Regions from separate parts of the Homo sapiens genome. Here region 1 is linked to region 2. Evidence: chromatin loops called from intact Hi-C (ENCODE). Cell type or tissue: endothelial cell of umbilical vein. All regions are shown on one strand. Links, peaks and the distances in the headings refer to the core of each region. The heading gives the core; the rest is flanking DNA. Region 1 has its middle 21 kb from the start of SPANXC. Region 2 has its middle 99 kb from the start of SPANXC.

The links. A loop is a pair of places that touch in the nucleus more often than their neighbours do. Peaks named below come from ENCODE experiments on the same cell type or tissue, not always from the same donor. Only the 100,000 strongest peaks of a DNase experiment are listed, where the experiment ranks them.
Region 1: it touches region 2 in a loop (5-fold over the local background); 1 of 110 quality-filtered maps calls a loop at or near these places.

The regions. Positions count from the first base shown.
Region 1 is chrX:141,218,727-141,224,121 of GRCh38, reverse strand. No RefSeq gene overlaps it. Among named protein-coding and RNA genes, the nearest start is that of SPANXC, 21 kb to the left of the region's middle. In endothelial cell of umbilical vein, for the core only: no CTCF peak of the experiment used is centred there; DNase peaks (open chromatin) are centred at 3,301 and 3,581; H3K27ac peaks cover 1,644 bases.
Region 2 is chrX:141,338,855-141,344,249 of GRCh38, reverse strand. No RefSeq gene overlaps it. Among named protein-coding and RNA genes, the nearest start is that of SPANXC, 99 kb to the right of the region's middle. In endothelial cell of umbilical vein, for the core only: no CTCF peak of the experiment used is centred there; a DNase peak (open chromatin) is centred at 2,769; H3K27ac peaks cover 1,585 bases.

The DNA.
Region 1 (5,395 bases), core at 231-5,230, 120 kb after region 2:
CCCAAAGGACAATAAATCATTCTACTATAAAGACACATGCACGCATATGTTTATTGCGGCACTATTCACAATAGCAAAGACTTGGGACCAACCCAAATTCCCATCGATGATAGGCTGGATAAAGAAAATGTGGCACATATACACCATGGAATACTATGCAGCCATAAAAAAGGATGAATTCATGTCCTTTGCAGGGACATGGATGAAGCTGGAAACCATCACTTGCAGCAAACTAACACAGGAACAAAACCAACCACTGCATGTTCTCACTCATAAGTGGGAGTTGAACAATGAGAACATATGGACAAGGGAGGGGAACATCACACACCAGGGCCTATTGGGGGTTGGGAGCTAGGAGAGGGATAGCATTAGGAGAAATACCTAATGTAGATGACGGGTTGATGGGTGCAGCAAACCACCATGGCAGGTGTATACGTATGTAACAAACCTGCATGTTCTGCACATGTATCCCAGAACTTAAAGCATAATTTAAAAAATAAAAATAAAAAATAAGCAATTCATACTTGTTTAAATTAAATGTAAATTTCTTTAAATTTCTATATAACATGTCAGAAGCATGATACCATCTTTAAATGACTGTACTATATATTACTTTTAGCGTTTGTGAATTCCCATATGTCATGGAGAAATAAATTATGAAATATAAATATGCTGTCATTTTTTTTGCAATAATGAAAATTTATCAAATGCACTGTATTACACCATTTGAATGTGGCATATAAAATCTATGGTTTATTAGTTAATTTAAATATTGCATTAACAATGTCTTATTCTATAAAATTTAACACAATCTTATTTGCAACTTCAATTGCCACAGCTCCCACTGAAAACAGAGACTGCCACAGATTGACCCACAGGTACTGGACTTTTCTCCACAATCGCCATTACCAGCTGAGTGTGCCATGTTCTTTCTTCCAGGAAAATCACAGCTCAGCACGACTGGTGCAGTATTCTTAAGAAGACCTTCCTGTTCCTAACACAGTATCCGTATCTAAAAGCAATAAGGTCATCATTCTCAATCAAAAAAAGATGAATTATTTATGAACCTTAGAAATCATGAGTGGTATAAATAAGGATGATAAAAGGAAAGAGTATCTTTCTTCTCAACAGAATTAAAAATTTAAAAAATCAGACTATTCTTAGTTAAATAAACAGCATATGGATAGTGTCATGAGTAGCCTGCTTATTCATTCTTAATCCCTTATCAATCTCTTATTTCTATGGATTAGCTTCTTAGCACAGCTCATTTATGCAGAAGAACCTTGTCCAAATAAGGGAGAGAAATACTCTTGAAATGTTTGGCAGGCCACGAGTGCAGAATATTTGAAAGAAAATGTCATGTCGTGTCCACCTGGGTATATTTACATGTCTTTTCTTGATTTGTGAACCAAACAGTGTAGACTCCACTTGTCTTCAGTGGCTGTTTGAAGAATTTAAAAGAGTGAGACACCACTAGATCTCTGTGCCATCAGACAACCTAGGGTATTGGTTGAGACAGGTAAGCCTGAGTGTATGCTGAAAAGTATTTACTAGAGGATAGATGGGAGTGAGTTTCAGAAAACAGACTGATCTTGACAGTGAGCCTCTCTCCTACAGAAATCATTCATTGTGGGTAACTTTGGGAAGACAATGAGTTTTCATGTAAAGAAGGATGTTTTTGCTTTGGTTTTTGTTTTGTTTTGTTTTTGTTTTGTTTTGTTTTAGTTCTTGTAGTAAACTGATGGGAGGGAGAATGCTGGAACCCTTGTCAAGTCACTGATAGAAGGGGCTAACTGACCATACAAGCAATTGGTTTAGTGATATAATGTGCCAGAAAAGCTACACAGCTGAGCTGACATCTCCAGAATGAAACAATCGTCATTCCCACAGATAAGCATACAGCTGCTTTTCTGGCTTAGGTAGGGTCACGAATTTCATTTTCTTTTATTTATTTTAAACTTCATTTTATTTTCATGACATTGGAAAGATAAATATGATTCATACAGCTTGATGTTGTAGCTCAGGTGAGGCTATGGAATAGTAGCTGGCTTGCTGAGTCAATTAAGCAATAATTAATCACTTATTGACTGCAGAAACATACCAAGTTTATTTAAAGTTTGGTGTGATGGCAGCAGGGTATGTGTGTACAAATGTGTGTATGCGTCTGTAAAGTGTCTTCTCTGGTCTCCAGAAACCTAGAGATGAAATTGTGTTCCTGAAAATAGCCTGATTAAAATGCACTCTTTCCTGAACTCTTGTGGTTGTCTCATTGGTTTCCCACATCCACTTTTACTTATACTCATATCAGCCTGAGCAATTGGAGCCATTGGCCTGGAACACAAATCTGATTATGACATTCCACTGTTTAAACTCTCCAATGGCTTCAATTTTGTTGGAAAATAAAACTAAATTCTTTATGATGACATGAAATGACCATCACCATTGGCACTTGTCATAGCTTCCTTTACGCACCCTCACATAACCAAAAGATAAACTACACTGGACTGTTCCCAGAAAACAGCATAGGATGTTTAATTCCAAGCTTTTGAACATTCTCTTTTATTGCCTAGAATGCTGCTACTACCACACTCCATGAAGTCTTAACTCGAGTTTTAGCCTGGAGAAGCGTGAGTCTACTTTGAAAGACAGATACCCAAAATAGACAATTAGTCTTCTGCAGCAAAGCAGCAGATAAAGAGAATTGAAAATACCCTTGCAATGAACACCTAGTTAGTGCTGAACTAGATATAAAAAAGAATTCTTTCATGTACTTAGTTGAGATCGTAATTTCTGGTGTCCGAAATTAAGAAAAAACTGCTAAGTAAGAAGTATGTGAGTTAATATTAATGCTGTAACTACTACAGGGATAAGAATGATAAGGGGTTGTGGGTATCAGTAATATAAGAATTGGAGCTTTTGACATCCATCTGAGAACAGATTAGGCCTTTGGCTTATGGAGGAAAATAATTTGAAGTAAAATCCTGGCTTAAAGACAGGAACCTTGAAGGTCTGCATCTTTGGCTAAATGATGAGGTATGGGGGAATAAAAGAAATGACAAATTAAGATTCCTAACAATCCAGGGATACGACAAGTGAGAAATTTTGTGTTTTCATGTCTCTGGGTAGGAAAAAACCGTGAAAATATCTCTTCTAAAAATTCAAAGCTCTAGGTCTGTGCCACATGTGGATATGAAACTACACTCCACCTGTGTGATGCAGGAAACCTCAAGCCAAGAAATTGGCATAAAATTGGAAATAAACTGCCTTTATCCCTGGACATTGGCAAACATGAAATCATCCTGAAAGAATTTGCCTCCAGTCCAGATGACTCACAGCTTCCTGAAACTACTCATAGACATATAATAGTGAAACCGCAGACCAACAACAGGGGAACAATCCTTTCTTTTTTTTTTTATTATACTTTAAGTTTTAGGGTACATGTGCACAATGTGCAGGTTAGTTACATATGTATACATGTGCCATGTTGGTGTGCTGCACCCAGTAACTCGTCATTTAACATTAGGTATATCTCCATTTGGGGAACAATCCTAAGAGCTACCAAGGGAGGGAGAAGTTCACCTAACAAGAAGTAATATACCATTACATGGGTGTAAGTTTCTCAAAAGCAGTAAAAGAAGCCAAAAGACAATGAAATCATTACTTCAGGCAATGGAAGAAAGTAATTGCAAACCTAGCAATCTGTAACTGACTGATTATAATGTAAAAATGAACATACATTCAGATAAAGAAAGACTGAGAGGTCACCAGATTATAGATTTTGCTATAATGTTAATGGAACTACTATATAAAAATAAAAATTACACTCAGAGGAAGGACTGAGATGTAACAAGCAATGGTGAAAAAGAAGCTGATAAATACGTGGGTAATTTAAGCATGAGCTACATAAAACAATAACTGTAGCTTAACTTTAGATGGGCATAAAATGAAATGGAATTAAAATACTAGACATCTAAGAAGGGAAGAGGATGATCTCTGTAAAAAGTGATCTAAGAACTTTATTGTGCAAAAGGGGAGTAGAGGCACTGATAAGTTTAGAGTTTAAGTCACTTCTTTAAAATCTCAAAATTGATGACTAAAACATTAGAAATAAAATGTGAAAAAAAGGAAAACAGAAATGGATGAAATGTATTATTTATATGCTAATGGAGGAAAATGTAACAAAGATGAGCAGATTAGTAAATAGAATGCAAGAAAGGAGGGAGGTAAACTGAAGCAAAGAGAGAATCTAGAAAGAAATGCAAAAAGAAAATGGTACAAATATATTGAAATATATCTGTCATCACAATAAATGTAAATGTCCTTAATTGTCAGTTAAAATCAATGGTCTTATATTGCATATAAAACATGTAGCCATATGTTGTTTATAAGAGAGATGATTAAAATGTAAAGACCTTGAGACGTTTAAGATAAAGGAATGGAAGAAAACAAATCAGGATTAATGTGCCATGGGTATATTAATATCAATATTAAGCAAAACAGAATTTAGACAAAAGAGCATTTTTAGTTATATGATAATGCTAAAATGTATACTAAAGAGATATTAGTGGGAATTTATAAGCACCTAACACATAACATCAAAACATGTAAAACCAAAAATATTAGAATTATAAAGAGAAAAATCATAAATATATGATCATGGTGGAAGATTTTAATATCTCTTGCTCAGAAACTAATGAATCAATCAGTAATATATATAAAGACTATAAAATATTTGTATATCAAAATTAGCAAGCTTTATTTAATGGACATATAGAATCTCACACGTAGCAATTAGATAATAAAATTTTTTTTAAAGCACCAATGGGGCTTTATTAAAAAATTAACCACATTTTTTGTGGCACATAAACACCATGGAATATTATGCAGCCATAAAAAAGGATGCGTTCATGTCCTTTGCACAGACATGGATGAAGCTGGAAACCATCATTCTCAGCAAACTAACACAAGAACAGAAAACCAAACACCGCATGCTCTCACTCATAAGTGGGAGCTGAACAATGAGAACACATGGACACAGGAAGGGGAACATCACACACCGGGGCCTGTCAGGGGGTGGGGGACTAGGGGAGGGATAGCATTAGGAGAAATACCTAATGTAGATGACAGGTTGATGGGTGCAGCAAACCACCATGGCACGTGTATACCTATGTCAGCAACCTGCACGTTCTGCACATGTATCCCAGAACTTAAGGTATAATTAAAAAAAATAATTTTAATCCACAAAGAAAATCTTAACAAATACCAATCAATATCATATGGACTATCCATATGGTTTGAGATGAAATGAAATAACAGAAATAAAAAGCTAAAAGAAAACGAATTCCTTGCTACTTAGAAAGATTAAAATATATTTATAATAACTTATGGAACAAAG
Region 2 (5,395 bases), core at 281-5,280:
TAAGCTTCTTAACCTGGTTGACAAGAATTTTTTTGATCAGGCATAAATCCTAGCTCAGGATACATTAATGGGGACAGAGGTGTGGTGGTAGAGTGGGGGCGAAATGGACATAACAGATTTTATCTACATTATGGGCACTCTCCACAGTGCCAATTTTTCCTCATTTTCATTTTATTTTTGGGCTCTTTTTAGGCTCTCTTATCCTTCCTGATAACAATTGCTGTGTCCCTGAGTTTTCCTTGGAAACTTTTAAGAGCTGGGCATGCTCAGTAGCCATAGCCAGGGTTGTCTCTCATTTTTAAAACATCACTAAGGCTGCAGTGTGAAGGATGGACACACTTTGGGGCCTGTTGCGGGCTTGGGGGCAAGGGGAGGGAGAGCATTAGGACAAATACCTAATGCATGCAGCGCTTAAAACCTAGATGATGGGTTGATGGGTGCAGCAAATCACCATGGCACATATATACCTATGTAACAAACCTGCACGTTCAGCACATGTATTCCAGAACTTAAAATAAGATAAAATAAAATAGAAAAAAATGCATCAGTGAGAGCCTTTAAAAAACCAAGAAAGAATCAAAATTTCCTTTATCACAACTCTACAGATATTCCATTGAATGGGTTTACTTAAGCAGTATGAAATGTAGAGTAAGTTGGAGAGTGTCACCAAACTTCCCATTTTATTCAGAAAAATAACCTAGGGCCATGTGGTAGCCTATGGTCCATACATGAACTGCCAGCTGACTGAATCTCTGACCTCTCCTCCTCTTTTACTTTCCCCACCCTTTTTTTTTTTTTTTTTTTTTTTTTTTGAGTCAGAATCTTGCTCTCTCGCCCAGGCTGGAGTGCAGTGGCGCGATCTCAGCTCACTGCAAGCTCTACCTCCCGGGTTCACGCCATTCTCCTGCCTCGGCCTCCCGAGTAGCTAGGACTACAGGCGCCCGCCACCACACCTGGCTTTTTTTGTATTTTTAGTAGAGACGGGGTTTCACCGTATTAGCCAGGATGGTCTCGATCTCCTGACCTCATGACCCGCCCGCCTCGGCCTCCCAAAGTGCTGGGATTACAGGCTAGAGCCACCGTGCCCAGCCTACATTTTCCCTTTTGTGGTGGGCCAAAACATGACCCTCCTAAAGATATCCATGTGAAATTCCTAACACCTGTGAATGGCACCTCATATGGCAAAGGATTTGATTAAGTTAAGGATCTTGAGATGAGGCGCTTCTGGATTATTCATGTGGGCCCAATATCATCACAGACTTCCTGTGATTAGGTAGACGCAGAGAGAGACATATGAAGGAAAGGTGGGGGTGTGAAGATGAAGGCAGAAGACAAGGCAAGGAAAGCCGCCAGTTACCAAAAGCTAGAAGAAGCAAAGTACAGATTCTCCCCTAAAGCTTCTGCAGGGAGCATGGCCCTGCCAACAAATTGATTTGGGATTTCTGGACTTCAGACCCTTGAAAGGGTAAACTTTCGTTGCTTCGAGCCACACAGTTTGGAGTACTTTGTTATAGCAGCCCTAGAAGTGAATTCACCTTTCTTCTAACCTCACTGGCTTCCTTGATTTTCCTCAAATAGGCCACATGAGCTCCACTTAAGGACTTCTGCGCTCACTTCTCACTGGACTCGAAAGCTCTCCCACTAGACAGCTTCCTACTGAGAGAGCTCCATGGCTTTCTCCTTCGATTCCATCAAGTCTTGTGCAGAAGTCACTTTTTCAGTAATGATTTTCACGATCCCATTATTTGAAATAGGCCCCTTGGCATTCCCTAACATTCTTGCCCTATTTTCTCTTCATAGTACTTATCTCTGATCTGACATACCAATCTTTTAATGTTTACTATTTACTCATTTCTTATTGCCTGCATTTGGTTGTCCATACATGCAGCAGAAGATAATCTCCATACTGTCAGAGATTATCGTCCGTATCATTTATTGCTATGTTTCCAGTGCATAGAACCATGCCTCAGCACCTAGGACAAGGCCCAATATACATAAGCATTAGATGAACACTTAAAGGAAAGATTACATAACATCAGAAATTTTTAAAAAAGTTAATAATAAACAAAGCATTTTAGAACTTACGAGTCATGCTCCCCAAACTGCCATTGTCATTAACCATGCAACTTCTGTAATCCCAACAAATCACTTAAATTTCCCATTTTCAAATGTTGAAGTCTGAGGAAAAGACTTTGAGACATTTTACGTATTGTAGTTGACTAGAGCTACTTTTATTCAGTCACATGTTTACTCAACAGTGTTTTAAAAATCAAAGTGAAGTTCTCAAGCATTTTCTGCTGTATCATGCTGAAATCCTAAACACAGTGTATCCTAATTGAATACACAAAAATTGTGCAGATACCACCAAAAATATGTGCATATTTATTTTTATGGGCTTGTACCTTTCCTTGGGAAGAGGGAAGGTGACGACAGATGTCAGCAAAAGCACAAAAAGAAATACCCCAGGAGCTCCCATATGTTTCTACCTTGCTGAGTCCATGTAAGATAGATTACCTTCATGGCTGTTTCCAGTTACGTGGATAAAGGGAGGAGATAGAAAAGCAGAATGTCATCTCTGCATCTAGCAAGATACGCGTGCAAAGGTCAGCCAGAGGCCGGTTTTCTGAGTGACCATGGTTGGGAAATCAAACAGACTTTCAATTTGATCTGAGAGTAAAGCATGCTATTGTTTGAGCTTCTTGGTTCCATTTATCAGAGGAAATTTGTGCCAGAGATAGCAGAAGGGAAATGGAAGACATCCGAGAAAGGATTCCAAGATTGTAAACTGCACTCCAGCCCAAGCACTATTGCTGCCAATTCTAAGAATTTCTTCATGATTAGTCACAGTACTTAATGTTGCTATTATAAAATGTCAAGTGGAAGAGTCAGAGTCAGGCTATTGATGACTTAGAAGCTTGCTTTGCTGAAATAAAGTTTCTCTTAAAATGGAAAAGGTGAATTTACGCGAGTAAAATGAGTTGGAATAACTTGTGAAAATCTTGTGTTTTGATGTTACAAAAGTCCACGTAAATTACTGCCTTAAGCACTCGAAAAATGCTTAGAACACTTGTGGCTAATTACTAAAAATATTTATGACTAAATTGGGCTACTTGGGAAGAGAAATGATGGAAATAATAGTTTTAATTGTTAAACTAATGTTCGTTTTAAGTAAAATTGGTTAACTGAAAAAATGATATGCATACAAAAAAGAACACTTATCGTAATTGTGCAGCTTGATGGCTTATCCCACAGTAAAATTATTCTACAACTACTACTCGGATTAAAAAAAAAATACTAACTATACCCTGAGACGTTCCCCTGCTGCCGCCCCATGCCAGGCACTATCGCCTTCTATCCTGAAGTTATCTTCTCTTTTTGATTAGTTTTAAATGGTTTTGAATTTGACATAAATGGAGTTATACAGTATGTTCTTTTTAGTATTTGATTTCTTTTCATTAAATTTACGTTTGGAAGATTCAGCCATGTTTTTGCCTGTAACAGTAGTTCGTTAATTTTCACTGTTGTGTAGTTTGCTGTTTATCAATATGCCACAATTTATTCAGCCATTTTATTATTCATGAATGTTTGGATTGTTTCTCGTTTATGCCACTACAAATAGCACTAATATCAACATTTCTTAGAAGTAAACATATGTATACATGTATGTTAAGTATATATGTTGGAGCGAAATTGCTGCACCATAGGATATGAGTACATTTAATATGGCAAATACTGCCAAAGAGTTTTCCAATATGGTTGCATCAATTTGCATTCATACTAGCAGCGCATGAGGGTTTCCGTTGCTCTACATCATTCTCAACACACTGTACGGTCATTTGTTTTAACTTGAGCCATTCTGGTATATGTATAGTGGTATTTCATTGTGATTTTGTTTCTATTTCTCTTATGACTAATCATGTTGAGCATTTTTTCATGTGCTTATTTTTTCATTTGTTCATGTCCTTCATTGACCATATAGGTATCTTCCTTTTTGAGCTATCTGTTCAACTTTTTTGCCTGTTTTCTATTGGATTTTGTCTTTTTTTTTTTTTTTAGTGATTTATAGGAAGAGTCTGGCTATGAAGTTGTTTGTATTCATACATTTATGTGTGATATATATCACACACATATGAGAGAGAGCACACAAATATCTCCTTTTATGTTTTATTTTTAAAATCGAATGTATTGAGATTTATTTGTGTGCCATAAAATTAACCCATGGTAAGTACACAATATTTTTCAGTAAATTCCAGAGTTGTACAGCAATCACCAAAATTCTATTTTAAAGCATTTCCATTATTCCATAAGGATTCTTCATGCCTTTTTTCTATATTCCCAATCACCAACCCTAGCTTCAGGTAACATACTGAGCTGATATCATCTCTTATAATTTGCCTTTTCTAGAATGCCTGCCAAGAAAGCAAATCATACACTTTGTATGCTTCTTTTCTGGCTTTCCTCACTTAGTGTAATTATTTTGAGACTCATTGTTATTTTTTGATATATCCTTAGTTCCTTCCTTTTTATTACCAAGTAATATTCGATCGTAAGGGGTGTACCACATCTGTTTACCCATTCACCAGATGAAGGACATTTGGTTTCTTTTTAGTTTTTGGTGGTTAGGAATAAAGCCAATATAAAATTGTGCATGCAGCCTTTGTGTGACTACAGGTTTTCATTTTATTCGGATAAATACCTTGGAGTGGGGTTCTTAAGTCATATGGTAAGCGCAGGTCTAACTATTTAAGAAACTGACAAAGTGCTTTTAAAAAAGTGTTTGATACTATTTCCCTGGTATGAAACCCACTTGATTATGTTGGATTATCTTTTGGATATGTTGTTGATTTTGCTTAGCCAGTATTTTGTTAAGGATTTTAGCATCCATGTCCATCAAGGATATTGGTCTGTAGTTTTCTTTTTTAGTTATATCCTTCCTTGATTTTGGTATTAGGGTGATGTTGGCTTCATTAGGGAGGGTTTCACATCCCCACCAGAAGTGTAGGAGTTCTAGATGCTGCATATCTTTGTAAGCACTTAGTGTCTTCATGTTTTTTCTTATTTTGTAATTATTCTCACATGAGTGTAGTGATATCTCATTGTAGTTTTAATTTTTTTCCCTAATGACTAATGATGTTTGGCATCTTTTCTTGTGTTTAACTGCCATTTGTATATAATATTTGTTAAAGTATTTGTCCAAATTTTTTGCCCATTAAAAATGAGTGGGGGACTTCAATACACCACTGACAGCACTAGACAGGTCATCAAGACAGAAAGTCAACAAAGAAACAATGGACTTAAACTATACCTTGGAACAAATGGACTTAACAGATATATAAAGAACATTTAATCCAACAACCACAGAATACACATTCTATTCAACAGCCCATGGAACTTT